3 separate regions of the Homo sapiens genome follow, and regions 2 and 3 are each linked to region 1. A link is a loop called in an ENCODE intact Hi-C map of the cell type or tissue named here. Cell type or tissue: Panc1. All regions are shown on one strand.

Evidence for each region. Peaks named below come from ENCODE experiments on the same cell type or tissue, not always from the same donor. Only the 100,000 strongest peaks of a DNase experiment are listed, where the experiment ranks them.
Region 2: a loop joins it to region 1, with 11 times the contacts of the local background. A loop is called at or near these places in 104 of 110 quality-filtered maps.
Region 3: it touches region 1 in a loop (4-fold over the local background); 19 of 110 quality-filtered maps call a loop at or near these places.

The regions. Positions count from the first base shown.
Region 1 is chr2:202,174,366-202,182,365 of GRCh38, reverse strand. The region is part of intron 15 of KIAA2012; the gene reads right to left. It also overlaps the pseudogene PSMA2P3. Among named protein-coding and RNA genes, the nearest start is that of SUMO1, 60 kb to the left of the region's middle. In Panc1, CTCF peaks have their summits at 3,594 and 3,809 (motif pointing right); a DNase peak (open chromatin) is centred at 3,825; H3K27ac peaks cover 253 bases.
Region 2 is chr2:201,856,620-201,864,619 of GRCh38, reverse strand. All of the region lies in intron 10 of CDK15 (cyclin dependent kinase 15), which reads right to left. Among named protein-coding and RNA genes, the nearest start is that of CDK15, 54 kb to the right of the region's middle. In Panc1, CTCF peaks have their summits at 3,613 and 3,878 (motif pointing left); a DNase peak (open chromatin) is centred at 3,869; H3K27ac peaks cover 3,875 bases.
Region 3 is chr2:202,101,287-202,109,286 of GRCh38, reverse strand. It overlaps KIAA2012, which reads right to left. Exons shown (of 24, transcript NM_001277372.4): 8 at 6,173-6,341; 9 at 3,377-3,526. All of the region lies in intron 3 of KIAA2012-AS1 (KIAA2012 antisense RNA 1), which reads left to right. Among named protein-coding and RNA genes, the nearest start is that of KIAA2012-AS1, 12 kb to the left of the region's middle. RefSeq lists an enhancer at 4,813-4,902. In Panc1, CTCF peaks have their summits at 4,619 and 4,844 (motif pointing left); a DNase peak (open chromatin) is centred at 4,836.

The DNA of each region.
Region 1 (8,000 bases):
GCTGAGGCAAGCAGATCATCTGAGGTTGGGAGTTCGAGACCAGCCTGACCAACACGGAGAAACCCCATCTCTAGTAAAAATACAAAATTAGCTGGGCGTGGTGGTGCAAGCCTGTAATCCCAGCTACTCGGGAGGCTGAGGCAGAATGGCTTGAACCCGGGAGGTGGAGGTTGCAGTGAACTGAGATCGCGCCATTGCACTTCAGCCTGGGCAACAAGGGTGAAACTCCATTTCAAAAAAAAAAAAAAAAAAAAAAAGAATAAAGAAAAAAAAGTACATATGGCATGATTCCATTTATATAAAATTCTAGAAAATGCAAACTAATCTATAGTGACAGAAAACACATCAGTTGTTGTCTGGGGATGAAGGAGGCTGGAATAGGGGAGGTATGAGGAAACTTTTGGGAGTGATGAATATTGTATTTCGATTGTGGTGACGGTTTCATGGGAATTGTACAATTTGAAAAGGTCTAATTTATTGTATGTCAATTATCCCTTGATAAAGCTGCTTTAAAAAAGTAGCAAGAGATATGTTAATACAAGGAAAGTGCCTAAACCAGTGCCAGCACACGGTAAAAACAAACAAGAACCAAAAAAATCTCACCATGCTCTCTCACTCTACCCATATACAACTACTGCAAATATTTTGGTGTATTTGCTTTCATGTATATCTAATGAATATCATATTTCCATATAATTGATTAGTGTATATTCAATTTTAATCTACTTTTATATTACAACTTTCCCATATAATTAAATATTCTTAATTTTTTTTTTTATTCTTAGAGACAGGGTCTCGCTCTGTTGCTCAGGGTGGAGTGCAGTGGCATGATCACAGCTCACTGTAACTTTGAACTCCCGGGCTCAAGGGACCTCCCACCTCAGCCTCCTGAATAGCTGAGGCTACAGGTGTACACCACCACACCCAGCTAATGTTTTAAAATTTTTCTTTTTGTAGAGACAGGGTCTTGTCATGTTGCTCAGGCAGGTCTCAAACTCTTGGCCTCAAGCAATTCTCCTGCCTCAACTTCCCAAAGTGTTGACATGACAGGCATAAGCTGCCACGCCTGGCCTAAATGTTCTTAAAAATGATTTTAGGCTAGATGTGGTAGCTTATGTGTATAATCCCAGGACTTTGGGAGGCTGAGGCAGGCAGATCGCTTGAGCACAGGAGTTTGAGACCAACCTGGGCAGCATGGTGAGATCCTGTCTCTACAAAAAATAGAAAAATCAGCTGGGCATGGTGGCATAAGCCTGTCATCCCAGCTACTCAGGGGGCTGAGGTGGGAGGATCGCTTGAGCTTGGGAGATCGAAGCTGCCGTGAGCTGTGATGGCACCACTGCACTCCAGCCTGAAAGACAGAGTGGGACCCTGTCTCAAAAAAAATTTTTAATTGCAGCACAGTATGTTATCGTATGAATGTACCATAAGTGACTTAACCAAACATGTAATTTTAAAAATTCATATCGCTTCTATTTTTTATAACCATAAAGAACTTTGCATAGAATATCCTTGAAAGGAATTTTTATTTTGTTTTGTTTCTGAGACAGTCTCGCTCTGTCGCCCAGGCTGGAGTGCAGTGGTGCGATCTCGGCTCACTACAACCTCTACCTCCTGGGTTCAACCGATTCTCATCCCTCAGCCTCCTGAGCAGCAGGGGTTACACGCATGCACCATCATGCCCAGCTAATTTTTTGTATTTTTAGTAGAGACTGGGTTTTGCTATGTTGGCCAGGCTGGTCTTAAACCCTGGCCTCGAGTGATCCACCCGCCTTGGCCTCCCAAAGTATTGGGATTACAGGTGTGAACCACAGCATCTGGTCAGGAATGTTTTGATTATTAAAAAATTTACTCTTTGTTCATATTTCTGATTAAAGGATGTACAGTCTATTTTTTGTGGGTTTAGCAGTTTATCAGGATTTATAAGTGTCATTTTAAAAACAGTCGATTTAAGCCATGTAGAAATACATATGAAAAAGTCTGCAAAACAAAACATACTTTAAACATGTTTAAGTAGATAGATTATCTGAAATTCTGGATTTTTCAGTCACTTCATTGTTATGCAGCCAAGCAATTCTTTTTTTTTTTTTTTTTTTGGAGGAGTTTCACTCTTTTGGCCTAGGCTGGACTGCAATGTCGCGATCTCGGCTCTCCGCAACCTCCGCCTCCCGGGTTCAAGTGATTCTCCTGCCTCAGCCTCCCGAATAGCTGGGATTATAGGCATGCACCACCATGCCCGGCTAATTTTGTATTTTTAATAGAGATGGGGTTTCTCCATGTTGGTCAGGCTGGTCTTGAACTCCCGACCTCAGGTGATCTTCCCACCTTAGCCTCCCAAAGTGCTGAGATTACAGGCATGAGCCACCGCGCCCACCCGGCTGGCAGCCAAGTAATCTTAACTTCAGTTGGAGTAAGCCCCCTAAATCCAGCTTCGTTGAAGATTCCAACTTCTATGTTATCCTCTCATTTGGCCTTCAAAGCTTTCCTTTAGGGTTAACATGGCTGTATGAATGGCATCTTCAAGTTCCAGATCTTCATTTTATCTTTTCTCAAGGGAAGTTTCCCCATTCACATAGTTCTTTCCCACTGCTGTGGCTTTCCAGGCCAAGTAAGCTCCAGATGGATCTGACTGAAATAAATATGGTTGTCCCTCATTCCAACCACAAACAAGTAAAGAAACTCCAAATGGACAAACACCACCTGACTGAGTATATTCTTGCATTACAGAAGCTACTCTCCGCACTAGCTGAGCTGTGGGAATGGGCACTTGGTACACAAGATAGTATTGTTGAGCTAGTTTCGAGCTGTGTGCACAAGCACTTTGTTATCTGGGCCCACGCCACTGTACACCAAACCTATGTGCTTGGTAATTGGTTCCACTTTGTCTACACTTCGCTCATCATACAGAATGAATTTCTGTTTTTTCTCGGTTGCTAATACCACACCATTTGCCGCTTTAATTCCCACTGACAGGGCTCCTCCAGCTACAGCAGCCAAAGCATATTCAATCCGGACAAGTTTATCAGACGGGCTGAATGTAGTCAGCGAAAAGCCGTACCGCGCTCCGCCATCTTTACCCGAAGAGCCAAAGCACAAGTATGTACAGTTTTTAAGTCACAATGCCTACTGCCAAATTGTTCCCTAGAAAATTTGTACCAATTTGAATCAGATAGACACAGATGCTGGTCTAAGGGAGCTTACATTCCAGTGGGGAAGATGAATATTAAAACAAAACCAACCTCAAAACACAAAACTGTTTTTGAAAGGAAGACTCTAATATTCAATTAGTGCCTTTCTCTCTTGAGAAGTAGATTCTTGCATGAATTAATTTATTTCTTCTCAGTTTTATTTGAAGATGTTATACTTTTAAAGAAAGATTTGAAAAGAAAAAGTTCACCCATTATTCCATTGGCATCATTCCCTTAATACTACAGTTAATCTGTTTTTCAATGTTATTTTGTGGTTTCCCCGCCCAGGAGCTTCTTTGCAACTTTGGTTTTCTTCTACTTCTACTCAGGTTCAGGGAGGTGTCCACTGTCTCTCAAATCAACCACCAGACTTTAGAGGGGCACAAGATTGTTAACGCGCAAAGGTGGTTGAGGAATTGGAAAGGTTGACTGGGGCTGCACCTTGGAATTTATTTTGTCTTGGATAATATGTAACATTAACAGAGAGCAGAAGCTGATTAAAGTATCTTGGTGCCAAAGGGTAGTTCTGTGAGTATTTCTTTCCTTAACATGACTGGCGCGAAAAAACTCTCACTGAAGACTTTCACTGCTCTTCTCAACTATTTTGAACTCTGGGACAGGGCATGATAGAACCAGCAGAGGGCGTATTTGTATTGACCAAAAGCTGAGGTTGTACATTGGTGAAACTTCCATTGTGATTAGAATTGAAACCTTCCCAGTTTTGGGATGTGGGCCATAGAAGGGTGATTTTTTTTTTCTCTTAGTAAAATAACCTGATATTTAGGAAGTATTGGAACAAACGAAGTCAGTGCTTTGAATAACTTACAACTTTTAAGTACTTTTTAAAAGTCTATAAAATATCTTAAGCGTTCACAGTATAGGAAAAATACTGTATACTCATTGCCACTTAGTTTTGTAAAATTTTAACATTTTGCCATATTTGAGTCATGCATTTCTTTCTTTCTTTCTTTCTTTTTCTGAGACAGAGTCTCACTCTGTTGCCCAGGATGGAGTGCAATGGCACCATCTCAGCTCACTGCAACCTCCACCTCCTAGGTTCAAGCAATTCTCCTGCCTCAGCCTCCCAAGTAGCTGGGATTACAGGTGTACGCCACCATGCTCAGCTTATTTTTGTATTTTTACTACAGACAGGGTTTCACCATGTTGGCCAGGCTGGTCTCAAATTCCTGAACTCAAGTGATCTGCCTGCCTTGGCCTCCCAAAGTGCTGGGATTACAGGCATGAGCCACTGTGCCCAGCCTAAGTCATGCATTTTCTAAAGAAATCAAACATTTAAGACACAGTCCAAGACTTCATTTATCACATGCTACTATGGTGTGAATGTTATCGTCTCCTTCAAAATTTGTGTGTTGGAAACTCAATCAATATTCAATGCAGCAGTGTTGGGAGGTGGGGCTTAATAAAAAGTGTTTAGGTCATGGAGGGCTCCATCCTCATGAATGGATTAATGCTGCTATAAAAAGGGTTTGTGGGCTGGGCACAGTGATGCACACCTGTAGTCTCAGCTACTCGGGACACTGAGGCTGTGGATAGTGTGAGTCCAGGAATTCAGGTTGAGCCTGGGCAACATAGAGAGACCCCATCTCTAAAAAAAGAAAAAGGGCTTGTGGGAATGAGTTCCCTCTCTTTTGCCTTTTTGCCTCCCACCACGTGAGGACACAGTAAGAAACCTGCATCTTGATCTTGGGCTTCTCAGCCTCCAGAACTGTGGGAGACTGTTCTGTTCTTCATAAATTACCCAATCTCAGGCATTCTGTTATAGCATCACAAAATGGATTAAGACACATATAATCCCATTTCCCTCTCCCTCCCAGAGGTAATCAGTCTCTTCAATTTGATATTCATCAATCCTCATATATATTTTTATATCTGTATTACATATACATGCACATGTAAACAATATATAGTATTTTTTACAAATTAAAACTTTACATAAATGATATTATTTATGTAACTTGTTCAACTTGCCTTATTTTGCTTAATAAGGCAAAAAACCCTTAATAAGTCTTTTGGGATTAACCCATATTAATACATGTAATTTTATTTTCAGCTATCATATAGTATTCCGTTGTATAAATATGTGACCATTTAAAAATCCATTTTACTATTGGTGGCCATTTTGATTATTTCCAATTGTTTATGATTATTAATAATGTTTCAATGAACCTTTTTAGGTGAGTCACTGTTCATACATGCTTTCTCTAAAGGATACCTGGGAATGAACTTGTTGGGATGCAGGATATATGCATCTTCAATTTATTGAATATTTTCAAATTGCTCTAAATTACTAAAACTTTATATCCTCATTAATAGTGTTTATAGACTTTTAAACTTTTGCTGGTCTGATATATATGAAATGATATCTTTTTGTTTTAACTGGGATTTTCCTGATTAGTAAGGAGAACTTTTTTTTCTCTATGGCCATTTATTTGTGTTTCTTCTTCTGTTAGTTGCCTGTTCACATCATTTGCTCATTTTTCCTTTGGGTTGATTGTCTTTTTCTTTCCCTATTTGTAGAGGGAAGAAATGCTGCTGCATTTTGGTTACTAATGCTTTGTTGGTTACATGCATTGCAGGTATCTCCTTCTAATCTGCAATTTGGCTTTTAACTTCATGTTGTCTTGTTGAAAACTTCAAACTTTAATATAGTCAGATTCATTGGCGGGGCACAGTGGCTCACACCTGTAATCCCAGCACTTTGGGAGGCCAAGGCAGGCTGATCACTTGAGTTCAGGAATTTGAGACCAGCCTGGCCAACATGGTGAAACCCTGTCTCTACTAAAAATACAAAAATTAGCCGGGCCTGGTGGCACACACCTGTAATCCCAGCTACTTGGAAGGCTGAGGCAGCAGAATCGCTTGAACCCAGGGGACAGAGGTTGCAGTGAGCCAAGATCATGCCATTGCACTTTCTGGGCAATAGAGCGAGACTCCGTCCCAAAAAAAAAAAAAAGATTTATCAATAATTTTCTTTATGGTTTGTGTTATGAATAATAGGTAAAAAGTTTTTTCCTTTCCAAAATTCATAAAAATATTCTGCTATATTTTCCTCTAAAAGTTAAATTTTGCTTTTTGACATTAAGCTCCTGAATACACCTGATATTTTGTGAGGTGAGAATTTTAAAATTGCATAACCAGTTGTCTCAAAATTATATAGTGAATAATAGATCATCCTTTCTCCACTATTTCCCTTTATAATGCCATTGCCATATATCAAGTTTCCATATGTGGGCACATTTATTTCTGGATTCTCTATTCTCTTCTGTCTGTCTCTAAGCCAATAGCACACAGTTTTATTTTTTACAGCTTTAAAATAAGTTTTTATATTTGTCAGGGCAAACTTCCACTTTATTTTTTTTCAAAATTATACTGGCTAATATCTTAGTCTGTTCAGGCTGCTATAACAAAATACCATAAACTGGGTAGCTTAGAAACAACAGAAATTTATTTCTTGTGGGTCTAGAGGCTGGAAAGTTCAAGATCAAGGTGCTGGAACATTCAGTGTCTGGGGACATTCAGTGTCTGGGGAAGTCTCACTTTCTGGTTCATGGAGGGCACCTTCTTTTGTGTCCTCACATGATAAAAGGGGCAAGATAGCTCTCTGGGGCCTCTTTTGTAAAGGCACTAATCTCATTTATGAGGGCTCTGCCCTCATGACTTAATCACCTCCCAGAGGCCCAACCTCCAAATACCTTTACATTGGTGATGAGGTTTCAGCATGTGAATTTTTGGGGGACACAAACATTCAGACCATGACAACTATTTCTGGCTTTTCTATATGAATTTTAATATCAGCTAATCATGTTCTGCCAAAAACCCTGTTGGGGATTTTTAAAATTGAAATTGCACTGAATTTATAGACTGCCAAAAGGAAAAACCAAACCAAACCGGAATCTGATCAAGTTTCTAGACCCAAGTGTTAACTTACAGGACATGTGGAAGACAGAGAAACATGTTAAACTACACTATGAGGACGCAATCAGCAAAGTCTAGATTGAAACTCAACAAGACAAGTGACCCAATTTCCTACAAATACACTAAAAGGGGGAAAAAAAAGAAATGGAAGGGAACTTATAAATTCAATGAGATTTAAAGGTCATATCAACCAATTGTAAACAGTTGGTTTGCAAATTCCAAAACAATTATAATAATTATGGGACAATTTGAACTTTGAAAACTGACTGAATATTCAATTATATTAAAGAATTATTTAAATTTTGGGTGTAATAATGGTATCATGATTATGTTAAAAGTCATTTCTCGGTGCAGCGCACCAGCATGGCACATGTATACATATGTAACTAACCTGCACATTGTGCACATGTACCCTAAAACTTAAAGTATAATAATAATAAAAAAAGTCATTTCTCATCTTTGAGAGATATGTTCTCAAGTATATATGAATAAAATGATATGAGCCTAAAATTTGTTTCAAAATAACATGGGAGAGAGAAAGGAGTTGGAGATACAGGTGAACAACACTGGCCAAGAGATGGGTATATGGGATTCACTGTGCTGCTCTGTTCACTTCTGTGTATGTTTGCAGTTTTCCATAATAACAATTCCTTTTAAATTCTATTTTTAAATTGTGCTTTATGTTTTCAAACACTATTTTTTACACAATTGATTTCTGTGTATTGATCTGTATTTAGTAATCTTGCTGAATTCTTTTGTCTTTTAATGTCTTGTCTGTAGAGTCCCTTGAATTTTCCATATAAGTAATAATATAGTCTGGAAATAATACCAGTGTCATTTTCCTCCTTCCTATCCTTTCATCTTTCCTTTTTTTGG
Region 2 (8,000 bases), 320 kb after region 1:
AGGGCAGGCACGGTGGCTTATGCCTGTAATCCCAGCACTTTGGAAGGCCGAGGTGGGTGGATCACTTGAGGTCAGGAGTTAGAGACCAGCCTGACCAACATGGTGAAACCCCCGTCTCTACTAAAAATACAAAAATTAACTGGGCATGGGGCCGCACACCTGTTATCCCAGCTACTTGGGAAGCTGAGGCACGAGAATCACTTGAACCCTGGAGGCGGAGGTTGCAGTGAGCCAAGATCGCGCCACTGTACCCCAGCCTGGGTGACAGAGTGAGACTTCATCTCAAAAAATAAATAAATAAAACTATCCCTAAATTCCCCAAATTAAGAGGGCCATTTCCCTAGTTCCTTCTTTTCTTTTATTTTCCTGTTCTTTCTTGTCATATCACAGCCAAGTCCAAGATTTCCCTAGTTTCTTAAAGATCCCCAGGCAATGCTGCTGTAGTATACTTCCCACATTGTATTATTTATTTATTTTCCCCTCTAGACTATATTCCTGGAAGGCAGGTACCAGTGTCATATTTATTTTTTACTCTCTCAGTCCCTAGTACCTAGCATTCAATACATATTTGCTGAATAAATAAGAAGTAGATGGTTGGATGAAAAATAAAAATGAAATAAATATATTAAACCTTACTTTAAAAACGTTAAAGTAACTCAGGTGAGCCCACTTGTATACCTGCTCTGTTTATGTGTGTTTCTTTTGTTGTTGTTGTTGTTTTTCTGAGATGGAGTCTCACTCTGTTGCCCAGGCTAGAGTGCAGCAGCATGATCTTGGCTCACTGCAGCCTCTGCCTCCTGGGTTCAAGTGATTCTCCTGCCTCAGTCTCCTGAGTAGCTGGGATTACAGGTGCCTGCCACCACACCTGGCTAATTTTTGTATTTTTAGTAGAGACAGGGTTTCACCATGTTGGCCAGGCTGATCTCGAACTCCTGATCTCAAGTGAACCACCCGCCTCGGCCTCCCAAAGTGGTGGGATTACAGAAGTGATCCGCCCGCCTCGGCCTCCCAAAGTGCTGGGATTACAGGAGTGAGCCACCACACCCAGCCCCAGCTCTGTGTTTTACAGAGCTTGATGGTGCAAAGCACTGGCCATAAACATGGAGAAGGAGGCTCTGGTTTGAGCCATTTACATGTTATTTGGCACCTTGAGGCAGGCCTCTTTTATTCTTCAACTTGGAAGGAACTTTTATTTCTTTTTAACATTAAGAACATTTATTTATTATTTTTTAATTAATAAATTAAAATTGTATATATTCTTGGAGTTTTACTTTAGAAAAAATACTTTTTACCTGCTTTCACTCACTTGCAATTTTTCCTAATCTTAATTACTTTAAGATCATCTACTCCTCCCTCAATAAAAACTAATAATTGACACCAAATAAATTAAAGATGAGAAAACTAAAAATAAATGTAGAAACTAGAAGCAACCATTAATGAAGATCAAAGTGGCTGTGTATCTAAATTAATTTCACTGACTGATTTGGGGGACGGGTTAATAAAGATGTTAATAGTAACTCCCCAGGAGCTTTCAGCAGCGCTCCAGAAGTGAGACAGTAATGAGCCCAATCGAGGTTCATAGATTCAGTGAACGCCAGTGGCTTCATTAGCTGTAGCGAGGGAGGCTGCTGGAGTCCCAGGGTAGGAACTCCACTCAGATTACACTCCTGAAATATGTCGCCAGGCTCACAGATTCTAAAATCACGTCTGGGTGGAAAGACATAATCATTTGGAAATGAACCTGCAAAAGTTTATGGCCAGTCCCCAGTCTAGGGCACTGTTTTAATTACCAAATCATTATATCTGCCCTTTGATAATTAAGGTAAAGTGGAATACGGCTACGACCCACTTGGAGTCCAACAGGTGTGGATATTCTAGGTCACCCCCTTCCTGGTTAGGTGACCCTAAGCAAGTCACATACCTCTCTCAAAGCCTCAGCTCTCTCATCAGTAAAGTAGGGTTTACAACATTGTCTCTATCTGATAAGGCTGTTGTGAATCAAAGTAAAGTAAAATATGTAAAGTGTCTAGCTCATAGTTAGTCCTCAATTATTATTACCATTATTAAGGTGAATAATAACTTACATGTTCTTCTTTGCAAAGCAGACAATAAGAATTATTTAGAGTCCAAGAGGGTGCAATTGGAACTAGAACTCAGGTTTTCTAACTCTTAGTCATTGATTTCATTTCACAAATATCTACTGACTACTTATTATGTGCCAGGTAGGGGGCTTGTGTAAAATACTAGAAGCACTAGAAGTGGTCAGGTGTGCTCTGTAGAAAACTTCAGCACTCTTTCCACTATACCATGTTTGGGTGAAATTAACAATGGTAACACTAATGTTGTCTGTGATTTAGTAGCCCTTACTAGATACCCATTATGTAGCATGTAGATGACAAGGATTCTCCCAGGGAAAGGCCCTGTGGGTACAGAGTGGGCAGACATATTACTGCAGTCTAGGTGTGGGGAGCAGAATGGACCCATCACCAAATAAGAACAGCCTTAACGGGCACACAACTGACTTAGGTAGGCATTTGAAAACTCAGAGTCAGCTCTTAGGATGTGCGGATTCAGGCAAGGTTTAGGCCATGCAAGTAAAAACAAAAGTCAGTTCTGGTGCCTGGAGGTATTTCTGACCTCTAGAAGAAAGCCAATATTTCTAAGGGAGCAGAGATAGCATCAGTTCTCACACACCTGTCACTGGGTCTGAACCATGGCAAGTCACTGAGCAGCTGAACTTCCACACTGTGTAAAAAACCAAATGGAGGCAGTGGCTCACACCTGTAATCCCAGCACTTTGGGAGGCTGAGGCAGGTAGATCACTTGAGGTCAGGAGTTCGAGACCAGCCTAGCCAACATGGTGAAACCCTGTCTCTACTAAAAATACAAAAATTAGCTGGGTTCAGTGGCGTGCGCCTGTATTCCCACCTACTCGGGAGGCTGAAGCAGGAGAACCGCTTGTACCCAGGAGGCGGAGGCTGCGGTGAGCCGAGATCATGCCACTGCACTCCAGCCTGGGTGACAAGTGAGACTTCATCTAAAAAAAAAAAAAAAGAAAAAAAAAAAAACAAACCAACAAAAAAAACTGAATGGGAACTTTTATTGAGTACCTACTAAAAGTTAGGCACTATAGCAGATGCAATTCAATATAATTTATTTTTCAGACTCATCCTGCAAAATGAGACAGAGGGATACAACATGATTAATGAAAGGAGAACAAGGTTTGGATGCAGATTTCAGCCATTTCCAATAAGTATACACCTCTCTGTGAGCCTAGGAGAAAGCCTCTGTTTCCTCATCTGTAGAATCGGGCTACTCCACCCAGCATCGATCTTGGCAGGCAGTAATAGGATTAGCAATTGTGTATGTTCTGTGTCTGGCACATAGGAAACACTTTTACAATGATAGGATTTCTCCCATTTTGCAGATTACAGAACTAGGAAATAAGTAACTTCCTCAAGTTACCCCAGATAGTAAAAGGGGGAGCTTGGACTTACAGTTCCATATGAATTGATGCCTGCAGTTAAAGCCTCTTTTATCAATATCTTTCCCCTTAGTTCAACCCACTGAATAACTCCCTTGGCTAATAGCTCATACAACCAAGCTGATGCCGACCCAGATGCAGACCTTAGCTTGTGCTCACAGCAAACACAGAGACTTGCTCAGAACTCATTGAGCCCAAAGCAGAATAGCTCTTTATCATCCCAGTGGGGACAAGGATCATTTTAATCATCTTCTGTCTCATAGTGGTTTCAGACGCAGTGAAGCTCTCACACTGGATTTAAGGTCAAAATGAGACATTCCTAGAACAAGGCTGCATTGCTGCAGTACGATGCTGTCCGATGTCAGTATGCCATCCATGCTGTTTCTTGCTTCCACCTGGTGGTCAGAAGTTGATAAAGCAAGCATACTGAAAAACAACTGGGCATCCCTTGGCCTGTCGCTTATGGTACATCTGATTCTGGTCCCTGCAGGGCTTTTAGTACCGCTTTCCTGCCTTTTGATTTTCATTACGTTCTTCTAGTGGAAAAACTTCCCACGTGCAGTGTTCTTTCCTAGGACTAAAATAACCAGGATAATCCCGGATGCTTCCCTGCGGCTGAGCTCATGTCACAAATCAGGCATGATTTTCAGCAGATATTTCTTTAAAAGTTTGAAGGCCTCTGTGGACCCTATTCCCTTCTTTATGGGAACAAGCATCAAAGAGACAGGAATAAAATGCTTTGCACGCACATCAGGAACTAATTGCCAATTTGGCAAATGCATTGACTAATGTCATGCACTGTTATTTCTAAATCCTCTCCTGTCCTTGACCCCCAGTATCTAGATGTAAACTTGGAACCATTAGTGGAGAAGGATAAAGTCTTCTGGTGCCTCAAATGGAATTGAGAGGGATTTAAACTCAGCGCTTTTGAGTTTGGTGAAATGAACCCAGCAGTACATTAATGCTAGGATTTGAGCTCACACAGCGTGAGCGCTTTCAAAAACCGTGTTTAAGGAAGCAAACAGAGCTATGACAGACCCTTTCAGTGGAGCAAAAGGAGTTGGATGAAACAATCAATGACACATTAAAAACCACAACTGGGCTGCAATCATGTAGGCAAGAAAAAAAGTTTCTCTTTATCGCAGGATCTTTGCATCTAATGAGATGGTGACTGGACAACCTCCAGAGGAGTAAGGCCTCCGTTTACTTTAGTTGAGAAATGTCTAAATATTTAGTTGATTCTCTTAAAAGCTCTACATGATTCTGTAGCAAACTGATTTCTAAGGTATGATCTTATCAGCTCTGTATTGCCATTGGAACATCTATTTAAAGGGAATTTGAGAAAGAAAAATCAGAAAATATTATTAAAAATACAAATGTTAACTTTTTCTCTCCCAAAATTAACTATTTTTAATACCCTTCAGATGCTTAGTTTAGGACCAATACCTTTCCAGCTAATACTTTCTCTTAATTTGTTCTAAATTGAGAGAACTCTCGACTGGGCTCCCCGCTGGGCTCCCTCAAATTGTACTGGCTGAATTCAAAGTTTGGGGGTGCTTATGACTACTTCGAATGAAATGGAAAGGAATGGAAATCTCATCCAGAATGGTATTCTCTGCTTCTTGTATATTCCTCCTTTCTATTGGTTCTGATGGTGAAACCTACACTGTATGGTTTGGCATAGCCACTGCCCAGGGCTTCAGTCTTCAAAGCGGAGTGGCTCCTGAGTGCATTTTCGTGGGAGTGGTAGGGAGAGCTAAGAAGGCTAAAGGAACTTTGTAAAAATGTCTCTAGAGGTTCGCCATTTGAATGCACAATACTGTCTTCTACTAGCAGATTTTAGCCAAGACCAACATTCAATTTGCTCTAAGTTTCTGGGATCTTCAGCGCCACAACTCCTGTCCATTCTAGCTACGGCATCCATTGGGGCTTTAAACTCTTCCAACTTTCTGATAGCAGAATCCTCTCCAGCTTGCGGTTCTTTATTGCTTCCTGTGGAGTATTATTAAGACTCACCAAACTCTCTCCCCTCCCCCACTGCAGGAGGCCCGCGCAGCCCCGGCCCGCCAGCTTGATTAATGTGTCTTGGCTAATTGTGTGAAAGACGGCAGCCCTTTAGCAAGTGTGACCAGTTTATTGTTCAGCCAATCACGGGCGCCTCAGTTAGCATGTGAAAAGGGGGTGTGCTGCCGGAGGAGGGTGAGTGTTCTGGCGGCTGAGTCAAAGGAGGAGCGTTTTGGGGGGTCACAGAGCAACACCCACTTCTTTGAGGGGATGTTACTATGCTCTACTAAACCTGTAAACCTCTTACTCAAAACACTTTTTTCTCCTCCCTCTTTTTTCAAGATTTATTTTTTTTCCCTTGGTGAAAGCAGGCAAGACACTGGGTACTCTGCAGATGGAGTTCACGTTCCAGGGTTTTTAATATTTCACTTTTATATTTCTGTTAGAGAATGATCCTGCTGAGAGTCTGGGAATCCGTGCTCGTCAGAACCCCCTCACTGACATTTGGATATATTGCTCTGAAAGCTATCCCAAGAGAAAAGATTAAACAAAAAAAGCGCCTACTTTTCAAAGCCTACTTTTCAATCTGCCCACATCAAAATAAGACAACTGGCCCTTTGAAGTGGAGGACACAGAGTTCTCAGCCAGCTTGCTTAAAACGGGGAGTGGGGGAGACAGAAAGGAAGGGAGGGAGGGAGTGAAAGAGAGAAGGAAGGAAAGAAGGGAGGGAAAGAGAGAGAGAGAAGGAAGGGAGGGAGGGAGAAAGGGAAGGAAGGAAGGGAGGGAGGGAGGGAAGGAAAAGCAAGTTTCCAAAATTATACAACCCTCTTACCTTGCCCAGGTTTAATCAGGCACTAGAATCTGAATTGATGGCTAGAAAACTTACAACCCTGCTCATCAAAGCTCCAAGAAAACAGTTAACTGTCAGAGAAATCCGACTGGGTCAGCATCAGGTGACTTTTTAAAAGCTGTACAAATGGAAACTTTGCTGTCCTCCTAGAGGTGTCCAGATAAGGCCTAGAAATGGAGGCATGGGTGTAGATGGACACTGGATGGTTCTCCCAAGTTCCGGACAACTGGACTCCCTCAAAATTGTACTGGCTGATTCAAAGTTTGGGGGCTCCTAGGACTACTTAGAATGAAAAGGAAAGGAATGGGAAGCTCATCCAGAATGCTGCTGACACGGTGCTCATCTGTGACACTTTCCTGGCTCCCAGCTTGTCTTCTGCTCCCCTTAATCACTGACATTCAAGTGTTTAGAAGCCACAGCAGCTCAGGGATGGGGATGGGTAGGGGGTGGCTCAAAAGGAACTTATTGACTCACGTAAGAGGATGTTCCTGAAATGCAGATGTTGGAGACCCTTTTAAAACACAGTCCTTGGGATTGAGTTATCAATAATACTGACCCCATGGCCCAAGATAGGCTGGACTTTTAAGATTTCCAAATCCAGGTTTAGACATCATGTCTATGGCTAAGGTTCCAACTCCCTTTGCTCCATAAGCTCAGCCTGGCCCACAGCCACAAACTCTCCAAGCCATGGAAGCAGGGCTCACAAATGAGCACCCCAGTAACAAAGAGAACTGGTGAAAGAGTGTGGGTGAATGAATCCAAACCCAAACACTAGAGATCCAAGAATGCACCCTCTCCATCTGTGTAGCCCCAGCGCACGGCACAGCACCTGGCAGATAGTAGGTACCTGAAAATTTTTGACTTATTTGGATTAAATTGAAAACTTAAAAGAAAAACAATGGATGATGAGCCCTATGGATGTTGGGCCTGGAGACTTTTCTTCTTATATAGAAAAACTGCACATTGTTTTGAAACAACAGAAAATTTTTTAAAATGTAACATATTTTCTCTGTTTTATTGGAACCCAGTTATCTTTTTTTTTTTTTTTTGAGACGGAGTCTCGCTCTGTCGCCCAGGTCGGACTGCGGACTGCAGTGGCGCAATCTCGGCTCACTGCAAGCTCCGCTTCCCGGGTTCACGCCATTCTCCTGCCTCAGCCTCCCGAGTAGCTGGGACTACAGGCGCCCGCCACCGCGCCCGGCTAATTTTTTTTTGTATTTTTAGTAGAGACGGGGTTTCACCTTGTTAGCCAGGATGGTCTCGATCTCCTGACCTCATGATCCACCCGCCTCGGCCTCCCAAAGTGCTGGGATTACAGGCGTGAGCCACCGCGCCCGGCCGGAACCCAGTTATCTTATTAAGCACACAATCTGGCAGGGAAGCACTTTGGCCAAGTTTCTTGATTATTGCTCTCACCAAGACATTTTGTATTAAGGATCACTGTTGATTGCCTGGACCAACCTGAAACCCAAATGTCTGAAGTTTGGGGGAGCAGCATATGCCCACCACAGTAGCTTTGTATTGGCATCATCCAAATTGTTTCCTACAATCCATCTGTGACTCTAAACTTCTGCTGGCATTCTCAGTTAGGAAGCTGAGGGAAAATAGAGAACAGAGTGGACAGGGAGAAGTACAGGCAGGGCAGGAAAAGATGAGAGCCAC
Region 3 (8,000 bases), 73 kb after region 1:
TTTTATTCTCATCTTACGGATGAAATCCTGAGATGGAAGGAGGACTGGAGAGGGTGCAAACTCCTTCCAACCCTAGTCCTAAGGCTCTGACTAGGGAGATCCCAGCTTTAGAGCTGATGAGATTATTGGATACAGATTTCTGAACAAAAAGTAGTTGTGCTAGGCAGAGTCAATGATTGCATTCCTTCCTCAGGGTTAAATAAAAAGTGCTACCTTCCAGATGGAAGTCAGAGGGTATCAGGATTGATGGTAGCATTCCATAGAGCATACCCTACACTCTGCTTCTGTTTTCTCTTCTCAACAGCAACAGGGCCTGCTCTAGGAAGCAGGAAACCCAGGAACCCAAGTGACTGAGGCCTCGGCTTCACCTCTTTCAGAGGGAGTGGTCTTTATTTCACATGTAAAACAATAGTTGCTATTAATATTTGGGTTTAAAAATTGGCTTCATGTGGTCTCAAATTATCACAGACTACTTATTCATTAAAAAGAGGCAAAGTGTCTTTACAATGGAAAAATGGGGCAGATATCACCTTTAACCAAATAATAAAATTTAACATCACTTACAGTGGAAGAAACTGACATTTTTCATCCCTTGATATGATGGGCTGAGAGGGACACAACATCACCTCTGTGATATTCCTGCCAAAAAGGTTTGATCTGAATCTCATTATGAGGAAATAGAAAAATCCAAATCGAAGGTAATTCTGCAAAGCAACTGGCCCATCTTCTTCAAAAATGTCGATGTCATGAAAAACAAGACTGGGGGACTCTTCTAGATGAAAAGATTCTAAAGAGTGGGACCACTAAATGTAATGCATGATCCTGAGTTGAATTCTAGGTTGAACAAAAGCTATAAAGGAACATTATCGGTATAAATAGAGAAATGTGACTATGAATTAGAAATTAGAAAGTACTATTACACCAGTGTTTGCTTTCTTGAGTGTGGTAATTGTATGTGGCTAGGAGGGAGAATATTCCTGGACTTAGGAGATACGTGCTGATAAGGGATTAATGGTACAATGTCTGCAACTTACTCTCAGATGGTTAAGCAATAAAATAAAAATATATATGTGTGGATGCATACATAAAAGCTGGCTTCATTTCTGTGGTATTAGAGGTGAAGTAATCCAGGCCTAGGCAAGTAAATAAATATGTGTCGCCTCCGTGGCAATGGAGCAGTCCCACTCAGCATCAATATGCCCGTGCAGCAGGGACCTCTATGTGAAGACTGCCATGAAAAACTGCCTCTTTGTTGTTGTTGTTGTTGCTGTTGTTGTTTAGACAGAGCCTCTCTCTGTCGCCCAGGCTGGAGTACAGTGGCGTGATCTTGGCTCGCTGCAACCTCCGTCTCCTGGATTCAAGCAAGTCTTGTGCCTCAGCCTCCAGAGTAGCTGGGATTACAGGTGTGTGCCACCACACCCGGCTAATTTTTGTATTTTTAGTTGAGATGGGGTTTCACCACGTTGGTCAGGCTGGTCTCGAACTCCTGACCTCAGGTGATCTGCCGCCTTGGCCTCCCGAAGTGCTGGGATTACAAGTGTGAGCCACTGCGCCCAGCTGGAACTGCCTCTTTAGGTCCCTTTCTTTCTGCATTTACTCCCAGGTTCAGTCGCATGCATAATTTATACCAAGGGGCTTCTTAAACCAGTTTCCTCCTGGCAGAGTGGCAGAGGAGGGACAAGTTCTGGTACTCAGTTCCTGGTGGTCATGGCAGCTCAAAACAAATGTAGGGCAGTGCAAAATGAACACTATGGAAGATGAAATTCACTAGTGTCCTTTATCTCGTGGCTCCAGCTGTGCATCTCGCATTGTGGCCCATAAGTAGAAAGGTGCTTTTTTCTCTATTTGCAGAGTGATCTCTGCCGATATTTGGATTTTTTGAAAAAGGAAACATTAAAGTCTTTAGGATAATTAACTCCCACTTAAGAGATAGACCAAATAAGCCTCTGCCTCAATAATCAAAGGACATTCTCGAAACCTGAATGTTTCGAGAACGTCCTGACCTAGGTTCATTGTTTGGTTTATTCTTTTATTCTTTTTTTATTTTTTTTTTGGTATTAGTTAGAAAAGTCACAATGTTGGGCTTATACTGAAAGGGAATGTAGTCTAATGAGTAAGAACATGGATTCTGGCACTGGAAGCCCTGAGCTCCAATCCTAGTGAGGCCACTTATAGTTATGTGACCTCAAACATACTACCTATCTCTCAGGGCTTCCGTTCTCTGATCTGTAAAAGGAGGAGAGGATTGCTGTGAGGAGTACCTGAGAGAATACGTTGAAAACTAAGAACAGTGCCTGGCACAGAGGAAGAACTCCAAACACATTAATGTGCATCTTCCTATTTCTGATACCAGTAGTCAGAGGTCACTTGACATCTGTGATACTGTCATCTTGCACGTGCCCTTTGGAAAGGAGGCTCAGTTTTCTGAAAATGGGGAGCTTTCTAAATATGGCTTGTTACTTCCAACCTATCCAACACATAAACACAAACACTTAGATGCACCCATGTGTATAATTTCAAATGTCCACGTCATGGAAATTGGAGTGAAGACTTTTATCAATATTATGGACTTTTTAAAAAAAATTTTTTTTTTTTATTTTTAGACAGGGTCTTGCTCTGTCACCCAGGCTGGAGTGCAGTGGCACAATCTCAGCTCCCTGCAACCTCCGCCTCCTGGGTTCAAGTGATTCTTGTGCCTCAGCCACCCGAGTAGCGGGGATTACAGGTGTGCACCACCATGCCTGGCTAATTTTTTTGTATTTTTAGTAGAGACGGGGTTTCACCATGTTGGCCAGGCTGGCAAACTCCTGACCTCAAGTGATCCCCGCCCACCTCAGCCTCCCAAAGTGCTGGGATTATAGGCATGAGCCACCGCACCCCGCCGATATTATGGACTTTTTAATGAATAAATACATATTTATAAACAGATTAGAAATGAAATTTCATTGTTTAAAAATACAGGATAAACTATAAGGCATGCAGGAAACTTTTGGTAAGTTTGACGCTTTTCTACATCTGCAACCAGAAAATAGTGGTGGGATGAGTTAGGGAGTAAGTAATTGGTGAGCTGGACACTGTTAAAATATTAGTAGTGGGATGAGTTAGGGGGTAAGTAACTGGTGAGCTGGACACTGTTAAAATATTAGCAGTGGGATGAGTTAGGGAGTAAGTAACTGGTGAGCTGGACACTGTTAGTTTTAGTGCAGCACTTTGGTGAAGGCAGCTGCTGCCTGCACAAAGGCCATCTTCCAGTGGCTGCTGGTGAACTAACCTCCCTTCCAGACTCCTTTTCCTTGGCTGTGGACCCTTGTGTGTCTTGCCTTGCTTCCCTTCAGAGTGAGGTTCCCGAGGGATGCTGGAGGGAGGGAGGAGCTACCTTGAGGTGAGAGTGTGTCCCTGCTCGCGTCCACTGGGAGATGCACTGTTAACTCCCATGGTGTTTCTAAGGACGCATGCTTCAGGGGAGGTCTCCACACAGGTGTGGATTCTTCGCTGCTTTCTGGTTCTGACTCAGGGTGTGGAGCACCTAGGAGACAAAGAGGAGGCTGAATTGTAGCAGAGGTCTGTTGTTTTTGCCTAATGTCTCTTCTTTTGGGGACCTATCCCTTCCCTGCTCACACCATGTGGTTTGGTTGGAGCAGTGTCCATTTGCTGATTCCAGAGAGGGCTATGGAACTGAAGCCTGGCATGAGAGTACCTCATTGCCTTAGCCACAGAGATTGGTTCCGGGGTGGGCACATGGCCCAAGTCTGGTCAATCGGGGTGATTTCTGCGCTTTGCAAGAGCTTTTAAGAGGCATATCCTTCCTATAGAGGTTAACAGGAAGGAGATTAGCATGGAATTGCAGGAAGACATCTTTATCACCTCATGGTAGGAGCCTGCTTCAGAGGAAAGGCTAACAGAGTTGAGAGAAAAGTACTGCACACATATTTTCTGAGGCCTGGATTCAGCCAGTCCTGCAGTTACCTGATTCTTGCATGAACAAATTCCTTCCTTCCTTCCTTCCCTTCCTTCCCTCCTTCCTTTCCTCTCTCCCTCCCTCCCTTCCTTTCTTCCTTTCTTCCCTTCCTTCCCTTCCTTCCTTCATTTCTTCCCTTCCTTCCTTCTTTCCTTTTCCTTCTGTGTCTCCCTTCCTTCCATCTTTCCTTCCTTTTTCCCCTTTCCTTTTCTTTATTTTTGCTTAACACATTTTGAGTTAGGCTCATGATGCTTTTAAAGGAGGGTCCTTATGACATGTAAATGGGGAAGAACTCCATGAATTCACTGTCTTTGTACCCGATTCCTGTGTTTCATTGTCAGTGTGTTGGTAAGCTCAGTGCATCTGGCTTTAAGAATCTGGTTCATGATGGCCTGGTGGTTTTCCTCACCTTCCTATCAGGGTCATCATGGAAAATAATCAGATCGAACCCAATCTTGTGAATAGTATTGTCTGTCTTTTTATTAAGTGTATCTTTTCATTCTGATGTTTTGATGTCTGGGACCTGACTGTCCCTCCCAGGGCTGGCCAATTCCTAGACACAGTAAATGACTCACCTGGGAACATACCTGTCATATGCACCCCAACCAACCCAGAGTTCCTGACCCTCAACAACCTCCTTTATCAAACTCTTAACATTCCCAGGCTACTATCTGCCTGCTGTAATTATCAGAGGGCCAGTACCAGACAGCAAGGGATAGCCCCTATGCTGCAGAGCTGGCTGAATTATTCAAACTAGACAATTCTAAATCTGCTTAGGCTGCTTGCTCTGCCTTGCCCATATTCCTTCTGTGAAAACCACAATACAGCCTCTTGCCTGTGCTCCCTGCCTTCTGCCTCCTGGAGGCTGGTGCGCCCCCGTGTGGCCCTGCATGGTGTGGTGTGCCTCCTCCTCTTGGAACTGTGAGTAACAAACTATCTTTTCAGTGCCAACTGTCTCCTGATCTGTTGGCCTCACCACACCTGAATAAGATGACCTGCATTTTAAAACACTGTGTTGTTGATTTTATTTATTATTATTATTTTTTTTAGGGAGCTGAGTAATTTTTTTTGGCAAGGTAAAATCTACATAGAGTGAATCGCACAGATCTTAAGTGCACAGTTCAATGAGTTTTGACAAATCTATAATCCATACAAGCAACCCAGAGTGAGAACATTTTTCATCACCCCAGAAAGTTCCTTCATGTCCCCTTCCATTGGTCTTTTAAGCTCCACCGTTAGGCATTCTTTCCAGTAAGAAGTCCAAACAGGCTTAGAACAAAATGGCTGCCTGTGTGATTCCCAGGAGTCAAACTCTCCAAGAAGCCAGTGGCAGTCTCTGCTGAAATTTCTAGAAAACTCAGAACTAGGACCCCTGTCAAAACTAGGACACTTTTTGCCCCAGAGGGCCCAGAGAAGTCCCTGGAGCAAGAATGTGTCTTAAACAAGAGTACTATGGAATGAAAGGAAAGTCAGAAAGAGTTTTTCCTTGTGACACAGGATGAGAGGTCACTCAGAAGCCTCCCCTAAAAAGCCCACGTCGCCAGTTGGAATTGAACTCCTTTGCTCATATTCTCTTAGAACTTTGCTTAGAAGCACATAATCTCTGCTGTGGCAAAGATTATAGAGGTCATCCCTTACAAAATAACCTAATTCAAAATCAGGAAAATGACTTTTTGGATAAACTTTTATCTTTCTTTTATAAAATGGAGGTGTAAAGATTCCAGTGTCCTTTTTACCTTGGCTGCCAGGAAACTCAGCTAAATCCAGTACTTACTTCAAACCATGAATTCATCTCAGATGTCTGATAACATCTATTTCTCTACTCCTTTTACCCAGGTTTTTTTTTTTCCAATTTCAATTTTAGTTGTCTTGTTTTATACAATTATTTTTTTGTAAGCTGCCTGAAAAATTCTTGCCCTTTTATAACACCTATGGTGCATTGGACTTACTTATGTAAATACCTGTCTTCCTTTCTCTTCCACAGCTTAACAAAATGCATTGCTTAATGAAGGGTATAATAAATATTTTAAAAATCCAATTGAATATGATCAGAAGAGATCTTCTTCTAGATTTTATCCTTTTTCCTTCTTTAAAAAATATTCTCTGAAGGGGATGACCATAGGGAACGTCAGCCATGATGTAGGAGCATGTAGAAGTGGCAGGACCCCCCATCCCAGGCTCTCCCTCAGGAGTGCCCATGCACCCGGGACCTACCTCTTCTGTGGGCTTTCTCTTTTGGGGGTTGTTTGGTGTGGTAATGAATCTCCACCGGTAAGATGAAGAGCTCTGTTGGGGGCTCATTGGCTTTAAATTGGCTCTTCAGGGGCTCCAAGACTCTGGGTGGTTCTTCTGAGATAGGAGGTAATTTCAAAGCCTTTGGTGCCTGGAGAAAATTTAAAAACAAAACGATCATGGCAGGTATCCAAACCCTGCTGCCTGCAGGGGCAAACGATACTGTCTCTTATTGTATCTCTTGCACCAGGAGCTGCTGAGAGAGGTAAGCTAATCCAGCTGGGAGCCGGTATCTGACTTCAGTGGTGCCACTTGGTCTCCTGGGATCCAGCATATGCCCCTGTTAATCCTGCCTGTGAATCCTCTGAGAATTATAAACATGCTCAGTTTAAGAGCCTTTGAGAGGATATAAAGTCTTTCTTTTTCTTGCAGCTGGAAAGACTGAGCCGGACTAAAATGACATAGCTGAGATCTCTTTGAACTGATTGGGAGAAATCTCAGCATATGCTGTTAAGGGAAAAAGCAAAGTACAGAACATTGTTTGAGCAAGCTTTCCACTAAGAAGGTGCAGGAAATAGCATTTGTGATTGCTGACCTTATCTAAGCCAAGCTACAATTTCTTCCTCTGTAAAACAGGAGTAATCATACTACTTACCTTATAAGGTTGTTGTAAGGATTAAATGAGCTAATATATGCAATTATAATAGTGTTTGAAACTAGGATTATTTCCATATTTCTTTGAGAGTAGACTCTCCTCTCGTTAGCATTTATCTAGCCACTAGCAGAAAAATTGAAGTTTTTCATACTTATGTAATATGAACATAGCTGAAAAAGAATCATTGTGTGTCAGAATCAGCAACTTTGTCCAGTTTTTTTTCTGTCCCCCAAAAAGTGTGTGTGTGTGTGCGTGTATGTGTATGTGTGTGTGTATGAGAGATTCACTGGGGGTAGTAGTAACAGCCTCCTGTTTCTAATTATTCAGAGGTTGCTGAAAATTTCTCCTTTTAGTTTGCAACTTTTAACATATGAACTTGGCTCTGTGAAATGTGTACATGTTCTGGTTTCAGGAGTTCAGTTTCATAGGAGGAAAAATAAAAGCATTAGGCCTGCTGTTTGCTCCTGGGCCAAAGAAATCTGGGAAGTCAGACACCCTTCTAGTGTCTCCTTTTTAGTACTCAAAAAGAAAAAAAAAGATCAGAAGCATACATAAGCAACCTATGTATTTAGAGTTGATTGAAGAAGGAAATTCAACCAAATCTATGCAGGGTAATATTTATAATTTTGAGACATTAAGAAAATGATAAACCAAACACACGCACATAGGATCTTTATGATCCTGGAGACCCTCACTGTCCAGGTGCCGGCTGCCCACACCAACTGCCCTTTTTTGAATACTGACCTTGTGCATTTTGTTTGACAACGTTTGCATTGAGAAATCAATGTGGAAACTCAAATGATTTGTGTGAGGTATGGCTGACGAGCCAAGACTTAATTTCTTTATCCTAATTAAAAACTTACACAGAGTTTTAATATGGTGGAAAATATTGCTTTCCTCTGTGAAACCATATACATGGGTTGAGGGAAGGGACTCCTTTCCTCTGGGCCTGGCTCAGTTCTGGCCTGACCCAGGAGCAAAGTCGAGGGCTTTCCTTGGGCCTGTGGTGAGCTTGGCAGGTCAAGCCTGCTGTTCACTCCTGCACCAAAGGAACCTGGGAAGACAGAGGCCCTTCTGGTGTGGATGGAAAGGTTTAGATCAACTCAGACACAGGAAATCTGAGAAAATCTTGAACAGACTGTAAACAACCTCCCT